2 separate regions of the Homo sapiens genome follow, and region 2 is linked to region 1. Evidence: chromatin loops called from intact Hi-C (ENCODE). Cell type or tissue: MCF 10A. All regions are shown on one strand. Links, peaks and the distances in the headings refer to the core of each region. The heading gives the core; the rest is flanking DNA. Region 1 has its middle 110 kb from the start of HNRNPA1L3. Region 2 overlaps LOC102723323 (a long non-coding RNA gene).

Region 1 (8,337 bases), core at 13-8,012:
GAAATGTTATTGTTGTTTGAATGGTAGGAACCATCTGGGTCTCTCTTAATGACCGGGGGCCCCTCTGTGCATGGGTACAGATGCTTCTTTTGTTATTGGTGCTATTTTGTAAATAGTTAAAATATTTACCAAGGCACCTCTGAGCTGGAGCTATCCCATTTTATTATTTATACCTTTTCAGAGGGACAAAAATGGAGGTGTCCACTAAACGTGATGGATTAGGCTTATAAACAGCCATTATGGCCGTCAAACCTCACATGTCAGCTCCCCCTTTGTGTCTGCGCATTTCTAAGCTAACCAGTGATCCATGCATAAGATAGAAGGTTAAGAATGCGCAGAGAAAAGGAGTGTTGACTCCAAGCAAGATGTATCTTCTGCTGATTAGAAATACAGCTGTAGAAAGTGAGGGGGACGCCAGGCAAGAGGCGAGAAAAAGGGACTTGTGTGTGCATGAGTGTATGCGTATGCATGTGTGTGTGTATGTGTGTGTGCGCGCGTGTGTGTGTTTGCAGGCAGAAGGGAGAGAACTGGGGAGGTGCAGAAGTCACTGCAACCTGACACGCTGCATTTCAGTTTTCACAATTTCAGGCTGAAAATCTGCAAGGCCTCTACCTGCCAGCATCCCTCAGCTGTTTCCTTAACTGACTGCAGCTGGTTTTTGTTTTCCCAAGATAAAAATCAGGAAATGCAAAAATTAAATAGGATTTGAGAAGAAAAAGGATGGGCCCTGGGTAAGAAGAAAAAGAGTGAGCCAGCAGTTACCAAGACTTGTTGACAGAGGGATATTCCATCTTGTCGTAATTAAGTTTTAAAAAATCTTAAAATAGGGTGAGGCGAGTGGCAACCCATGCGGCAGGTGATCCTGCGCAATGCCTAGGAGCTAAACTGGAGTGACTTATTCACAAAAGTGAGATTTGAAAATCCTAGATAAAGTTACATGGAAGGGAAAATGAGGTATTTTTAAATCAAACTACTTTATAATTCATAAAGGATGCATTGTAAATCCAATTAATGAAAGGAACCAAAGTAACTTGTCTTGCAGGTAAAGAGGTGAATGTAAATTATGTTTTTTGGCCATGATGGCTGCACATGTATTGGAAAAAGTTTCTGTCAAAAACTGGCTTCCATTATATTTTTACCCTTAAGTCCCAGCTCCTTTAATCTCTGAGAGTTTGTCTCTGATTTCCTGCCATGCCACAAACTCCAGCCTACAAATTCGTCCCTCACTCTCTCTCAAAGAGAAGCTGTGGAATTAAGAGGCAAAGGAGCTCATGCTTTTGAAAAGATCAGGCACGGAGTGGCTGAAATATCATCTAGCCACTCTAAATGTAGATTGGAATTTTAATTTTGGTAAAGTATTTCCTAGCCATCTCCTCTAAAAATCTAAATAAGAAATGATGACCTCATTTATGTATGTATTTATTTATATAGTTATTTATTCACTGTGGGACTTGGATCAAAACTTACTGATGTAACAATAGAAAATTATATTTATCTGCCGTTTTGCAAAGAAAGGAGAAAAGAACATTTGGAAAATACAAAGACCGAAGCAAACTTCCTCTTTTGACTCAGGGGGCTGTTCCATCCTAAAAGTCTGTCTTTGGGTCTCTGGTCACCTTTAAGCATCTCCTAGAGAAAGCCCCTCCTCTAGCCCCTCTGCCTTCAGGCTGGTGTCTGCCACATTAGTATGCTGGTGCACCAACTAATTTGCCTCTATAAATGCTGGGATCTGAATCACACCACTGTTGTGGCCAGAGACTAAATTTCTCTCATCACTCTCTTTGGAGGAAAAGAAAGAAAGAAAAAGAAACACACACACACACACACACACACACACACACACACACACGTTTTCTAAACAACATTCTTACTCAAGCTACACTCATTGACGTTATAAGCCCAGTGGATCACGATTTGGCTCATTAAGAAGCATGGTCTATGAAATGAACACTCAATAAATCTCCCATAAGACAGTAATTTTACTTTTTGTTCACAATTATAAGTAATAATAATAATTCTTATCAGCCCCCCCTCACATAACAAACACAAAAGCCTAACTAGGCTCACTTAATGGTTCCCTTGGCAAACTCTAAAAAGCAACCACAGGAGTATGCCTTATAGCTGATTCCTCCTCCACTTAATCGCTCCCATTCATGAATGAATTAGAATTTTCTGTAACTCAGAATATGTTAATTAAGCAAGAAGAACTTGGAAAGTTAAACTGTTATACCAAGCAGTTTGGGTAAACATTGTATATGTTTATACAAAAATGAACGGCATATATGTTGCCTATCACATAGTTCATAGGACCCTCAGATGTATAGAAGCCACTAATTGAATTGCTCCCATGGCCCCTGCTCTCCTAATAACACACACATACACACACACACACACACACACACAACTATATTGAAGCCTAAAAAAACCACAACACCTCCAGAAGGCATATTTTTCTGTCCTCTTAGCCATAGGCAGCTACTTTAAGAATGGCTGTCACTATTTTCATAAGAAACAGGGAAGACGTGAGTTCCCATTGACACCCCTTTCTCTTTCCGTCTGCTCTAAGGCTTTCAAATATTCCTGAGAAGAGCCTTTCTGTTTGTTTGTTTGTTTGTTTGGTTTGAGACAGGGTCTCACTCTGTCACCCAGGCTGGAGTACAGTGGCAGGATCATGGCTCACTGCAACCTTGACCGCCAGGGCTCAAGCAACCTCCAACCTCAGGCTCCTAAGTAGCTGGAACTACAGGCATGAACCACTATGCCACCACACACAGCTTATTTATTTATTTGTGTAGCTACAGGGTTTCACCATGTACCCCAGGCTGGTCTTGAACTTCTGGGCTCAAGCAATTCTCCCATCTCCGCCTCCCAAAGTGTTAGAGTTACAGATGTGAGCCTCCATGCCGGGTGAGAAGAGCCATTTCTAGAAGCCCATCTGGCCTGTGTCTACTTTAGGGATACTGGGCATCGGACCAAATCACCAGTTTAAAAAAAAAATCCTCAGATAGGATTGTAAGATTTTGTAAATAAAAATATGGGATGCCCCAGTTAAACTTGAATTTCAGGCAACCAAATAATTTGTTAGTATAATTGCATCCCCATATAATATTTGGTGTATACTTCTCTAACACCACTACCCTGAGAAAGCCCGAGCCTGGTGACTCCAGGAGAGTGACTCACCCTGGGCATCTTATTTCTTACTTTGTGATTTTAATTAACAAAGAAAGTGCTGAGTGAAACCACAGATGTCCAGGTTTCTCAATGAGACACAACAACTCTCTGAGGAAGGTGTCTCAATGTGGGGCAGGAAGGCAGAAGCAGACCATTAGAGGCTGCCCCCAGCAACAAACCAGAGCTCACACCTAGTCTCAAATGTTGCTCACAGCCCAAGGAGGTCGGACTTTTATTATCTCCATTTTATAGACAAGAAAACTGAGGCACAGTTTCCAAAGCCAGGCAGCTATAACACAGAGATTTTGCCCCAGAGAGTCTGGCTTGAGACTCTACACTTAAAATAAAAATAATACCAAGCCAGAACATTAACAATTTAATTTTCCAAAGGACCTAAACTGCACATGTATACTAAAATGGAAATGGTTGCAGCCTCATGGCCTGCACCCGCCGCTGCCTCTCCCACTGAGCTGTTAGTGCCTGGACCATGCTTGGCCAGCCCAGTGAGGAATCCAGTGCTGGAAACATGGTGGAGAGAAACATGCGTGAACCCCAGAGAGGAATGGGACAATGCGGGGGGGTACCCTGTTATGCCCCCACCAGAGTCCTGCCCCCGACCCACCTCATTTCTCCCAACCTACAGGGGCAGAGAGCAATGAAAAATATTGAGAATGCAGGCTTAAATGAGGAACTCTGGCAAAAAAATCCTTTTCTCTAATTTAAAGACCACCCAGGTGTGTGCTGGTCTGTCCCCATTTTAGGGTCTTTGCCTCTTGCTTTTCAGCAAGAAAAGAAACAGATGTGATCCCCATTCATCCCTAATGGAGACAGAAGGGGAGGGAGGACCTGGGCAGTGTGGGGAGCTCGGGGCTGTCTCTGGCCTGGAAATTCTGTCTTGTAGGAGGGGGACAGTAACTTCCACAGCGTTTAAGCCTGCCTGTATTTGTCACCTGTCAGCTCAAAGTCCAGCACATAGTATGCAATCAATACACATATGTTCAATCTCTTTAAAATTAAATAATGCAATCAAAAGTCTTGGTGGTGCCCAGGGCATGGGCTGGTGACTGGCCTGGCCTTGGGACTTGGAGCCTGACCACAGGAGTCTCACTTGGTTGGAGTCACCAGTTGATGGGTTGGGGGTGGGGTGCTGGCTTCCCCTCACTCCCACCCTGGACTGGGTCAGCTCAGAGTGTCCTGGACAATTATCCCCAAAGGGGAAAAAAAGTCCTGTTCAACAAATCCTCAACTTTTGTCTCCTCTGGGGCTGCAGACCGTGGTACCTCTTATTCAGCCCTCCCTCTCCCCCATCCTGTGCCTGGGACGTTCTGTGGTTATGAGTCAATGATCAGACAGGAAAAGGGCACGCTTACTATAGGGGAGGAGGATTCAGCAGGGCTCTGGGCTTTGATGCCGGTTCTCTTACATCCTGAATGCATGAAAGGCTATGGGAGGGAGAGGAAGAAATATAAAAGCAGAAAGGAAGAAAATGTTATTAAAAAAAAAGTTGAAGGGGAAAAGAAGTGCCTGGTTTGAAATGTTGTTAAGTATCATCGACAAATATCTCCAGGAGACAAAAGCTAGTTAAAAACTGAGTTGAGATAAGCCATCTCCTTCAGTGACTCATCTTCCTAGGGAATAATGGCAAAGAGGCGGTGTTTAGGAGAGAACTGATGTGCAAATAGCAGTGTCCCTGAAGCTGGGGTTAATTACAGGAAGGACTTCCAGGGTAGTTGTTGATACATAGCACTGGCAGCAGAGCCTTGCATCACAGGCTAGGAAGGCAGCTCTCCGCCATTTGAATAGGGTCCCCAAACACTGTCCCAGAGGCAGGGGCCTGGGTGGCTCCCCAAATGCGTTCTTCAGAGAAGCCTCATGCCCAGGCCATGTTGCTTTGTGGGCTGACCCGGCATCCCTACCACCCTAGTCCAAGAACGCTCCCACTCAGTCCAGCCCCTGAAAATGTATCTGTAAATAAACCAGAAATAAAATGTTGTTTGCCATGCTGTTGGAAATTAAAAACTTCAGTCCAAGGATTGGCAAGCAGCACCTCCAAACCATCAGCTAAGTCAAGTCTGGCTGTGGAAAATGGAGATTATTGTCTCAGAGAAACCATTTTTGTACCAGGATACACCTCAAGCAGCTTTGCCTTGCACCATGCCCCACCTCCCAACTTTTTTTTTTTTTTTAGATGGAGTCTTGCTCTGTTGCCAGGCTGGAGTGCGGTGGTGCAATCTCGGCTCACTGCAACCTCTGCCTCCTGGGTTCAAGTGATTCTCCTGCCTCAGCCTCCTGAGTAGCTGGGACTACAGGTGCACGCCACCACACCCAGCTAATTTTTTGTATTTTCAGTAGAAACAGGGTTTCACCATGTTGGCCAGGCTGGTCTCGATCTCTTGGCCTTGTGATCCACCCGCCTCAACCTCCCAAAGGGCTGGGATTACAGGCGTGAGCCACCATGCCTGGCCACATCATGCCCCCTTTAAGAGATGAAATAATGCAGTATATCCATATAGGCAAGGACAACTTGTGATAATTGAGCCCAGAAACGTACCCCATCCTGGGCAGGTTTGCAATGGGGACAGGATACCTGAATTAGAAGGAGGAGTCTGGGAAGCACTGAGAACTGTCCATTGAAAGGAAGAAGAAGCCTACATAAAAAAGCACGCACCAGCCAGCTCCCTATGCAGTGGCTCTCTGATACGCACTGATAAAATTTCAGAGGATGCTGAAAGAGCTCAGCCTCCTCTGCTCCTCCTCAGAAAGATAAGGGTGGGGGCTTTTTCCAACTCTCCACAAGCATCTTTTGACAATTCCGCAAAGGCAGTTCTTCAGTGAGGGGCATAAAGCAGATTCTGAGATCAAAGGGCTGCCGCTGGTAAAAACAGAGAGAAGGTGCAGGGAAAATGGCCCGAGGGCTAAGATCAGCCACCAACCTCCTGATCCAGGCCTCAGTTTCCCCACCTATGAAATGATGGGATAATCAAGATGATGTCTCAGCCCTCACATCTGATTTTCTGAAACTTGGGAACTCCTCAAACAGGTAATCTGACCCCGAGGGCAGGAAATCTATTTCACAGTCCCCTTTCTCTCTCCTACCACCTTAAATAATGCCTTTACCATTAGTAAGAACTTAATAAATAAATATTTTGAATGGATCCATGCATGTGTGATCTGTGGCTCTTTCTTTGTCTTTTAAAATAAAAGATTTTTGGGCCAGTATTTGGGGAGGTGGTACTTCTCTTTCTTTCAGTCTTATAGAGTTGCTTCCAAAGACGAAATAAGAATAAATGACTGTAACAGCTAATATTTTTTGTGCTCAAGCACATTGCATACTTATTCTAATTATATCTCAAAATATTCCTGTGTGGAGTGGTTGCTATCATTCTCATGCCACAGGTGAGGAAATGAAGACTCAGAAAGACTAAGGAATGAGGCATTCCAGTGTGTCAGCCCTAGCTCCTTTTGACGAAGAGTCCTTGTGTTTAAGCATCTTCCTTGACTGCAGGGAGTTTTGCTGTGACCCTACCACTGGCTTGCTGAGTGCCCTTGGGTAAGTCAGTGTCCCTACCCAGTTAAAAAGTGCCCCCTTGGCTGGGCGTGGTGGCTCACACCTGTAGTCCAGTACTTTGGGAGGCTGAGGTGGGCAGATCACTAGGTCAGGAGTTCAAGACCAGCCTGGCCAACATGGTGAAACCCCGTCTCTACTAAAAATACAAAAATCAGCTGAGCATGGTGGTGGGCACTTGTAATCCCAGCTGCTCAGGAGGCTGAGGCAGGAGAATCATTTGAGCCCAGGAGGCAGAGGTTGCAGTGAGCTGAAATCATGCCATTGCACTCCAGCCTGGGTGACACAGCAAGACTCTGTCTCAAAAAAAAAAAAAAAGAAAAAAAAGTGCCTCTCTTGAGCTAGTGGTTATCCCTGCTTCCTTCCCAGACTGGCATTTCAGACTTCTTTGTTCAGCACACAGTTATCAGCTCAAATGGGCCCTCCTTAGGAAACTCTTCAATTCTGCCATGCCCTATCTACTTCCCAGTAAGGCAAACCCTTATTGTGGACTGTCCTTTTCACTTCTCTGTCTGCATATTTATGTGAGCATTAAATTCATGGTCCTCTTTTCCACTACACTGCAAGCCTCCCAATCGCTCATGTCTGTCTTGTTCATCACTGTATTCCATCCCTGGAAATTTATCCCCAGACAGGGGCCTGCCATGAAGCCAATGCTCAAAAAATATTTGCCAAACCTTTGCAGAGGCCTCCAATGACTGTGAAATGCACAGACCAGGGAGGGTCAGTTTCCAAGCCATGAGGAGATACATAACCCTAACTCCTTAGAGCAGCAAACTAAGAATGCCTGGCGCCTTAGAAGAGGATGTTGACAGTTAAAAACAAGGCAAAACCAAATCACCTTGGAATCTCTTGCTTAGGAAGAGATGAGCAATATTTGTCTAGTGGGGAGCGAGTTCTCCTGCAGATATTCCCCAAGCATGGTGATGGGAGAGCTGCTCAGCTTGTCTTTTTTTACACAGGCTGAGATGCAGGTGGAACTTGGAAGTGTCTGGTATCAAAATGCTGCTTGGGTAATTGAGCTACCCAAGCCTGTCTGGCAAGGAGGGGGATGCCATTCGGGATGTACACCATCCCCCAGGAACAGATCGTAGCAACCAAGCATGCCCCGAGGAGGGGGGTGCCTTTCTGGTTGTACACAAGAGCCAATAATAAAACACAATGAAGAGGCCTCCCTCCCAGCTGGTTGTGCACGCCCCATTCAGTTGGCTGGGATGGCCGTCTCCCTTTTAAGCGGACTCTCTTCCCCCTCGCCGCCTCCTCCTTGCTTGGTCCTCTAGTCACATACCAGACACGTCTCACAGAGCAGACCCGAAACTCCAGGTGGCAGAATCACAGTTTCATATAAATTAGGCGGGGTAATGCTGTTCAGACACATTTTTTTGTCTAAATCATGCAAAAATAGAACTTTCTCAGGGGCATAAATCTGGCCCAAATCTAAACCTGAATGTGCAATTGACTGGTATAGTTTATAGTACAAACATGGAATTATCTGGAAGTCTTCTGCTTCCAAAGACCATAGCCCATTTTTTATCCAATCTGAAAGAAATGATTTATTTGCCATCTTTAAAAAATGCAAAAGTTGGTGCATGGCAAAGGGA
Region 2 (8,337 bases), core at 189-8,188, 130 kb after region 1:
TTTGCAGGTATCTGCAGCATGGCTTTTAATCCCCAAACAGTGTTGGTTTTCTTTGTTCTCTTCCTGCCAATCATTCCTGTTCAAGACTTATCTGATGCCTATTCTGTACCATCAAAACTCTGTTCTCTACACAGCAGACTGAGATCTCTGAGTACAGTATATTTCTGGTAAGGACTCAATATCTGCTAACAGTGTATTGAGCAATGCATCTGAAAAAAGCACATGGGTTTTAAAGTGGGATTCCCCCAAATTCTCTGTAATTGAAGTCAACTATTGAGTGCCTACTAGGTGCTGAGCCCAGTTCTAGAGGCTGCTGGCAGGATGAAGAATGAAAAGAGAGTAAATATTAACAAATAACATCCAGACTTCAAGGACATCAGAGTGGAGTTGGGGGAAATGGTCATGTTTACATCTCAGAATAATGCAAGAAAAATTAATAAGTGCTTATCTAGGTGTAATGAAAGCCTGGAGCCTTCATGAAGGAGAAATAAAGACATTCTGTTTATAGGATTAGGCAAGGAAATTAAAGAGGTCTGGACAAACACCACAGAATAACAGTTCTTGAGCTGGGCATTGCAGAATGAGATGGGCAAAGAATGAAGAAATGACACTTCCAGCTAAGAGAACAGCATAATCAAGGGAACAGAGTCTCCCAAAATGCATTTTGTACTAGAAATGGTAGGGAAAAACCAAAAGTGGCAAGGACTTTGATTATATAGGGGAAGGTGATAGGGAATAGGGCTCATATGTTGATCGTATCAGTCATTATGGCAACACCTGCCATTTACTGAGTACCGGTTGTCTTCTTGACTCTGAAGTAAATAACTCATTAATAAAAGCAAATCTCTGTTAAGATGTAGAAAGGACTTACCATGTCAGGCACTGTGTTAAGCACTTGATGTGCATGTACATTGCTAGCAAATAAGCTGTGTACGCTGTTGGAGATTTTTGTTTTCTCTGTTCTGCTTCTGAACAGATTTGTAATACACCGAAATATTCTTCAAGCAGTGCAGTAGGTGAACCCATGAACTTTCAAGACAGCTCCACATTTCACCAACTGTGTGACTCAGGACTAGTTACTCTCCCTTCTCGAAGCTCAGTTTCCTCATCTATAAAATGAGAGATGCAGTTAAATTAGTGCCTTCCCAAGGTGATTGAGAAAAGTAAATAAGAGACTACCTGAAAAGCACCTGGTATGGAGCCTGGCCATGGTAAACACTTACTAACTGCTAATTATTATTACCATTCCACCACCAGCAGTTTACTGAAGGCCAATGAAGCTATCCTGAGAACCTACTGGAAACTGAGAGATAACACTGCATTTCTTTGCCTGTTTTTTACCACCTGATGTGTTGATCCTTTTTTCAAATTATCAGCTAAAAGGTTGAACTTGATGACTTCAAAAAAAAGAACTTGATGACTTCAATATACTTCTCGCTTTGAAATGCCCATTTTTCACTACCCCATGCAAATACCCCTCCTCCAGGAAGCCTTGCCAGTTCTCTTCCACCTACAAAGCTCTTCCTCTCTACTGAATGCTTAGCTGTTGCTCATCTTAAGCTGTTCACCATTATGTGATTGGGCCAAGGAGAAGAGTATCTCATCTACACCCTCTGAGCCCTCAGAGTACCTTGGGGCAGAGTAGGGTGTGTGGGATGGAGGTGAACATGATATCAGGGAGCTCTGGCAGGCACTGGCTCATCCTGCACCCATAAACACCCACCCAACCAGTTATCAGCCACTCTCCTATCTTTCATACCCATCTTCCTTCTCAGAGTTCCACATCAAGACTGAATTTTCACTCCTGAAGCCATTTTCTTTAGACAGGGTCTCATCTGTCACCCATGCTAGAGTATAATGACACAATCATGGCTCACTGCAGCCTCAGGTGACCCTTTCACCTCAATCTCCCTAGCAGCTGGGATTACAGGTGCATACCACTACACCTGGCTAATTTTTTGCATTTTCAATAGACAGAGGCTTTTGACGTGTTGCCCAGGCTGGTCTCGAACTCCTGAGCTCAAATTATCCCTCCCACTTTGGCCTCCCAAAGTGCTGGGATTACAGGCATAAGCCACCGTGGCTGGTCCCTGAGGCCACTTTCTTCTTGAAAATTGTATTTTTCTGATGAAAATATGCCATTATTCATCTTTCATTGTCTCTTGATTCACTATCACTTATGTTTTAAGGTGTTTGGGGTTTAGGGCTTTTTTAAAAAGAATCATCAAGTATTTAAATCAATCTCTCTCCTTTTTATTGATAGAGACTCAAGCCTACTGATTAACTTTTCAATCAAAGCTGCCTGCAACACACAAGGCAACTGCAATTGCAGCTTTGGCGACAACTGAAGTAGTCATTTAGCTGACTTCTTCTCTGTTTCTAGTTACCCCTCTGTGCTGAATCTGTACGTCTGTGATTTCATAGCCTTCACAGAATCCTCTATATATGTTAGGATTATTACTCTCCACTTTTTCCATTTGAGAAAATGGAAGATCAGAGATGGTAACTAGCTTGTCAAAAGTCACACAGCCAATAAATGGCAGAGTTAAGGAACTAATCTGGCCACCAGGAGTCCACTCCCTTGGCCACTAGTCCACTGGGTTCATCACCTTCTCTTCTGTTTGCATTCACTGAGAACTCATTGAGGGCAGTGGTTTTGTCTCTTTTATAGTTGCCTAGCAGCCTGGCACCACGTAGGTGCTCAAAATGTTCAAATCAGTTGTTCTTTCTAGAAATAAGTGCCTAATCTGGGTCAGACCAGTTCTAGATCAGTGGGTGAGGGGTCTGAAGGGGGATAGAGCAGTAAATAAGGTAGCACAGGTCTCAGTCCTCATGAGGCTTAAGTTGCATTCAGTGGAGCATTCTGCTTTAACTCTTGGTTTGCTCTGATAAACTCATTGTTTTGCGGACCTTTGCTTAATGCGGATTATCTGGTTTTCTGGGGATCAGAATCATAAATCTGACTACTCCTGTCCAGGCTGGGAGGTGCACGTTGGTCTTGATCACTACCCCGGGCAGTTGCCTGCTGTGACCCCTGCTTCTTTTCTTCCAGAATGTATTAGGTTGATGCAAAAGTAATTGCAGTTTTTGCCATTGAAAATAATGGCATAACCTGCATTACTTTTGCACCTACTTAATAGAATACAAAGATACCCCAATCCGCTTAGGGGATGGTAGAGAAAGAAACAAAAGAAGGAGCACCTTGGCAATGAAGCTACAGAAAGGAGGGCTGGAGATGGGGAGTCTCCCTGCTGGAGAGTCTGCCTCTCCTTCTTTGCAGTTGAATTGAGGAGTGTTTTAAGCCTACTTTGTTTGCCATCAACATCAAAATGTCTTTCTTGATTGTAAACTTCTGGAAAGTGAGACAGAGAACATGTGTGGTTACGCAAATGGCCCTGTGATATCAGTTCACTATTCCCACAGCAGATGGCTGGCTATCTGTGGCCTGAATTCAATCATCCTTTTGAAATCTTTGCTAACTTGCTCATCCTTTCTGGGAGTCAGCTTTTCTATCAGTAAAATGAGAGTGTGTACTCCAGGCTCCTCCCAGAAGTAGCTGTATGGCTTTCTCCTGGGTCCCCTACCATGTGTTAGGATATTCTGTGATGCTTCAGTGAAAGTAGCTGGTGCTGCAGAGGTCTCCACTGGGAATGAGAAGCAAATCCTTAGGGAACTGTTGGTCTTCCACAAGCAGTGATACACACCCATGACTGGCACCCAGGCAAGTCTTGCCAAACCGCATCATGTTACCCGTTCATTTCAGGGCCAGGAGCCTTTTGTCAAGGAAGGTAAGGAAGAGCTTCTGACAATGACGGCCAAGTTCTCGTTGACTCAAGTTTCAATCTTCACACTGATTTCTATTCTCATTATTTAATTTCCTCCTCATCAGACAGAATTAAATACCAAATACCATTCCCAGGTCTTCTAAAGTCCAATTGCCCAAATGCTTTGTTTCCAACTTACATAAAAGTTTAAATTTCCTCTTCCCTTGCTCAAATTTCTGCCAAAACAGTCATCAGCAATGAAATTTTTGAAGATAATTAGCACATCAGATGTCTGTAATAAGCTAATCATGTATTTCTTGGATTGTACTTCTCTGGTTAGCTGTTATTAATCACAAATATTATTCATGTCATTTGAAATATTCCTGTTGGCGGATGTTTTCATCCTTGAAGAATTCCAGCTAAAAGTCTTTAGCTACGGATGCAGACCCTTCCCCCCACTCCAGCCCCACCCAACCGTGAGAGGCAAGATTCAATCGTGTCTTGTTGAACAGGGTTAACCTTCAGGGGAAACAGCATTAAGGGAAGTAATTATCCATTCACACTGAGCTGGCTACAAATAAAGTGAGAAAATCACCTTCTCAGAACTCACATGAAAAACATAATGTAGTTAATATTAAATAAAGGGATTGGGTAACCTGGCCTCTTTTTACAGTGTGTGCTTATGTGTCCTTGATCAGGGGCTGTTTTGTTTATGATTAATGAATGACTCACCTTGGGCTGTGTTCCGTTCAATGCATACCTCATTATGAATTTGAAGAGGTCATTTCTTTCTTGGATTTAAAATAAGAATCTCTTTGTACATTCAGAAAGTTAAGAGTTTGATATTGGTGAAAAATTAGGGCAAAAAGAACTGGGGGGCATTTGCTTTGGGTTATTTCTGTTGTTGTTGCTGTTGTTGTTGTTCTCATTGTTGGCTTATAATGTTCAGAATTTGGAGAAAAATTCTAAGCCCGGGCTCTCATTTTAAAGTAGATCCTAAAATTATGTGGCTTAGGCTCAACTTATCTGTGGCAGTAGTACTGCCCTACAGTGCTGTGAATCAGAAGGGCTTGATGTCTCACCTCATAAGGGCTGTCCAGGCTGCTCCAGGAGGGGCTTGTGGAGGGGGGTTCAAATGGCACAAACATAAATTAAAAAGAAACAAAATCTGAGGCCCCAGTATTCAGAAAGGGCATATAGTCCAGCAGCCTCTCTTTTAATGTCTTCTTTTTTCTTTAAAGCTGTGTTTTCTGTTCATTACAGTTTAATTTCATTTATACTTAATGTCAGAATGAGTAGTAGATTGCAATGTAATTTACCAAACCCTACAAAACCCAATTTTGATGCAGAAGGTCATAACTGGGTTAAAAACTGTATGTGTATGCCTATTTTTTTTTCACAAGATCCCTGACAAAGCCATCTGATAAGAAAATATGTATCTCTTTGTCATTTTATATATGTAAGTGCATGCACATGCACAAACATACACACCAAGCACACCCACAAACACATATATCAGAGGAAGATAGATGATAGATAGGCAGATATCAATCTGCAAGTATAGATTTTGTTTTTTAATTAAGACAAGAGGGTTACTACCCAGGAGAGGGAACTTCTATGTTTGAGACACAGCCCCAAGGTGGTAGGAGGTGAACACTTTCAGAATGACCATCATTTCCACCTGTGCACACACAAACATGTGGTTTGACCACCGGTGGGCCCCACCACAACTCAGTTAATGATCTTTCCACAGGGGTATGTGTGTTCACTGTGCATCCAAATGAGGGCTTGTCACGCAGAAATAAAAGCACATGCACAAACAGGCCTTGGCAGTTGACTAAGGATACCCACTTCACGGTAGACATAGTTCATTAGTCACCTAGCCAGCTTTTTAAAAAAGTCAAGTTATTTCTTTATGTGTGAGAGAAACTATGTCCTTTGATCATAGCCGTTAAGATGGGATTAAATAACAGCAAATCTCAGAGACCCAAGCATTACTCCTGGCTCTATCATTAACTGGCCATGTGACCTTGGGCAGGTCATTTTCCCTCACTGGGCATCCGGGGCTGTTTCTGTAAAAGGAAGGCTTTGGACTAGGTAGACCTTAACATTGTTCCTTAACATCAATGTTCTATGATTTTTTTCCTAGTAATTATGCCCTTCCCATCAATATTCTATGATTCTGTTAAAATACAAGAATAGCTGACACAACATAGGAAACACCTCCACCTCAAAATGTCGTCTTGGTGGATGTCTTGCTGTTTCACAAATTAAAAGCAGAAGATCAATGTCTTTCTTGTCTTTCATCATAACCGCCATCTGTCTCTCAGGCCTATGAGCACCTACCACACACTAAGTACATTCAGGTTTTGTTGGTTACTCTCATGAAGTACGGTCATGGTAGAGTACCAGACAGGCCACTTAAATGACAACAAACAAATATAGTTTCTACAGCTAGAAATATAACTCTCTTTTATTTTCTAACTTCACCATGAAAACATGATAACTGGAATTGTGTGACTGCTAAGGAAAACACCAAGCATAATCTTTTCAGAGATTTTTTTTTTTTTTTTTTGAGACAGGGTCTCTCTGTCACTCAGGCTGGAGTGCAGTGGTGCATTCATGGCTCACTACAGACTTGACCTTCTTGGCTGAAGCAATCATCCCACCTCAGCCTCCCAAATAGTTGGACTACAGGAACACACCACCATGCCTGGCTAATTTTTGTATTTTTTTTTTTGGAAAGCTGGGGTCTCACTGTGCTGTCCAGGCTGGTCTCAAACTCCTGAGCTCAAATGATCCACCCACCTCAGCCTCCCAAAGTGTTAAGATTACAGGTGCGAGCCACTGCACCCAGCTTAGACATTTTTTTCTTTATAGACAGTAATACAATTTGGCAACTTCCAAAACAAAGTGAATGTTCAAGAAATGTAGCAAAGTTTCATAGGAAAGTTTCCTCAAATTACCATGAAACATTTTTTAAAAGATTCAGGACCCAAACAGTAATAATAAGTTTTTTAAAATGTATTACAAAATTAGAATTTGAATGGAGCAAAGATCTTTATTTTAAATCAGGGGTGTCCAATATTTTGGCTCCCCTGGGCCATATTGGAAGAGGAAGAATTGTCCTGGGCCACACATAAAATACCCTAACAGTACTGATAGCTGATGAACTAAACAAAAAAGGAAACAAATTTCAAGAAAATCTCATAGTGTTTTAAGAAAATTTACAAATTTGTGTTGAGTTGCATTCAAAGCCATCCTGGGCCACATGTGGCTCACAGGTCCCGAGTTGGACAAGCTTGTTTTAAATGATCACTCCACACTCAAAAAACAGCTCCCACCAGTTTGAGAAAATGGAAAAGCGACCAGAAAGTGGTGTGCAAATCAATGTTATTATATGTAACACTGATAGCCGTTATCTAGCTAGTTAAGCCAGCATGGAAACACTAAAACCCCAAAACAAACAAACAGACGAACAAAAAACCCTCTTGATTTTACATTAAGACTTTGTGTATGCTGTTCACTTTCATTATTACAAAATGGTTGCTGTAGCTCCAGAAGCCCCACCCAGTGACTTTTTCCTACATTTCATTGGCCACAGCTTCCTCCCTTGGAAAAAGGAGGTTGAACAGGGATTGGCTCAGCTATCCATCAGCATGTGCCACACTTATTCAGTATCACACAGGTAATGAATGACAAAGTCAACTGTCTAAAAATGCTTGGTGGTATTTCTTTCTTTCATTAACACCAGTGAGTTCCCTAATATGCTTGTTTCCTAGGAACCCCAAACTTGAGGGCCTGGGGCATTTTTCTTCTTACAGGGTTTACCTTATCTTTTATGGGGATTCAGATGTATGAGATGAATGTGACTACTCTGATCTTACCCGCTTTAATGAACAGAGGACCGAATCACTTCACTTGCTTTCTCCTGTACACCTCCCCTACCTCCTTCTTCCCAACTCAGAGCAAGACCTCCCCAAGCTTTTATGTGAAGATGGCTGTGGAATATGATTTGTATTGCCTTTCCATCAAGCGGGAGAAAAGACAGAACTCAACTGACACAATAAGATTAGAGTGAGGAGATGGGAGCCAAAAATTCCTTCATTTGGCCAGCACTGTGGTTCATGCCTGTAATCCCAGCACTTTGGGAGGCCGAGACGGGTGGATCATTTGAGGTCAGGAGTTCAAGACCAGCCTGGCCAACATGGTGAAACCCCGTCTCTACTAAAAATACAAAAATTAGCCAGGCATGGTGACTAATTTCAGCTACTGGAGGCTGAGGCAGGAGAATCGCTTGAACCTGGGAGGTGGAGGTTGCAGTGAGCCGAGATTGCACCACTGGACTCCAGCCTGGGTGACAGAGTAAGACTCAGTCTCAAAAAAAAAAAATTCCTTCATTTGAACTGGTGAGTCTCCCTAGAGGATGCTTGTTGATTTCTCCAGTCTGCATTTGTTTCTGCTTTTGTTAATAGAACTCACTTTTCTTTTGCAGAAACATTCACTTTTCTTTTGCACTTTCCTTTTCTCAGTCCATGGAGTTCCTGGTGACTAATGCCATCCACAAGATCTG

What was found. A loop is a pair of places that touch in the nucleus more often than their neighbours do. Peaks named below come from ENCODE experiments on the same cell type or tissue, not always from the same donor. Only the 100,000 strongest peaks of a DNase experiment are listed, where the experiment ranks them.
Region 2: a loop joins it to region 1, with 1.9 times the contacts of the local background. A loop is called at or near these places in 1 of 110 quality-filtered maps.

The regions. Positions count from the first base shown.
Region 1 is chr16:51,535,365-51,543,701 of GRCh38, reverse strand. No RefSeq gene overlaps it. Among named protein-coding and RNA genes, the nearest start is that of HNRNPA1L3, 110 kb to the left of the region's middle. RefSeq lists enhancers at 1-888, 3,196-3,809, 3,810-4,424. In MCF 10A, for the core only: no CTCF peak of the experiment used is centred there; DNase peaks (open chromatin) are centred at 3,211, 4,501 and 4,821.
Region 2 is chr16:51,404,588-51,412,924 of GRCh38, reverse strand. LOC102723323 (a long non-coding RNA gene) reads left to right here. Exons shown (of 4, transcript XR_933558.3): 3 at 8,297-8,337. Among named protein-coding and RNA genes, the nearest start is that of HNRNPA1L3, 240 kb to the left of the region's middle. In MCF 10A, for the core only: no CTCF peak of the experiment used is centred there; DNase peaks (open chromatin) are centred at 3,734 and 4,454.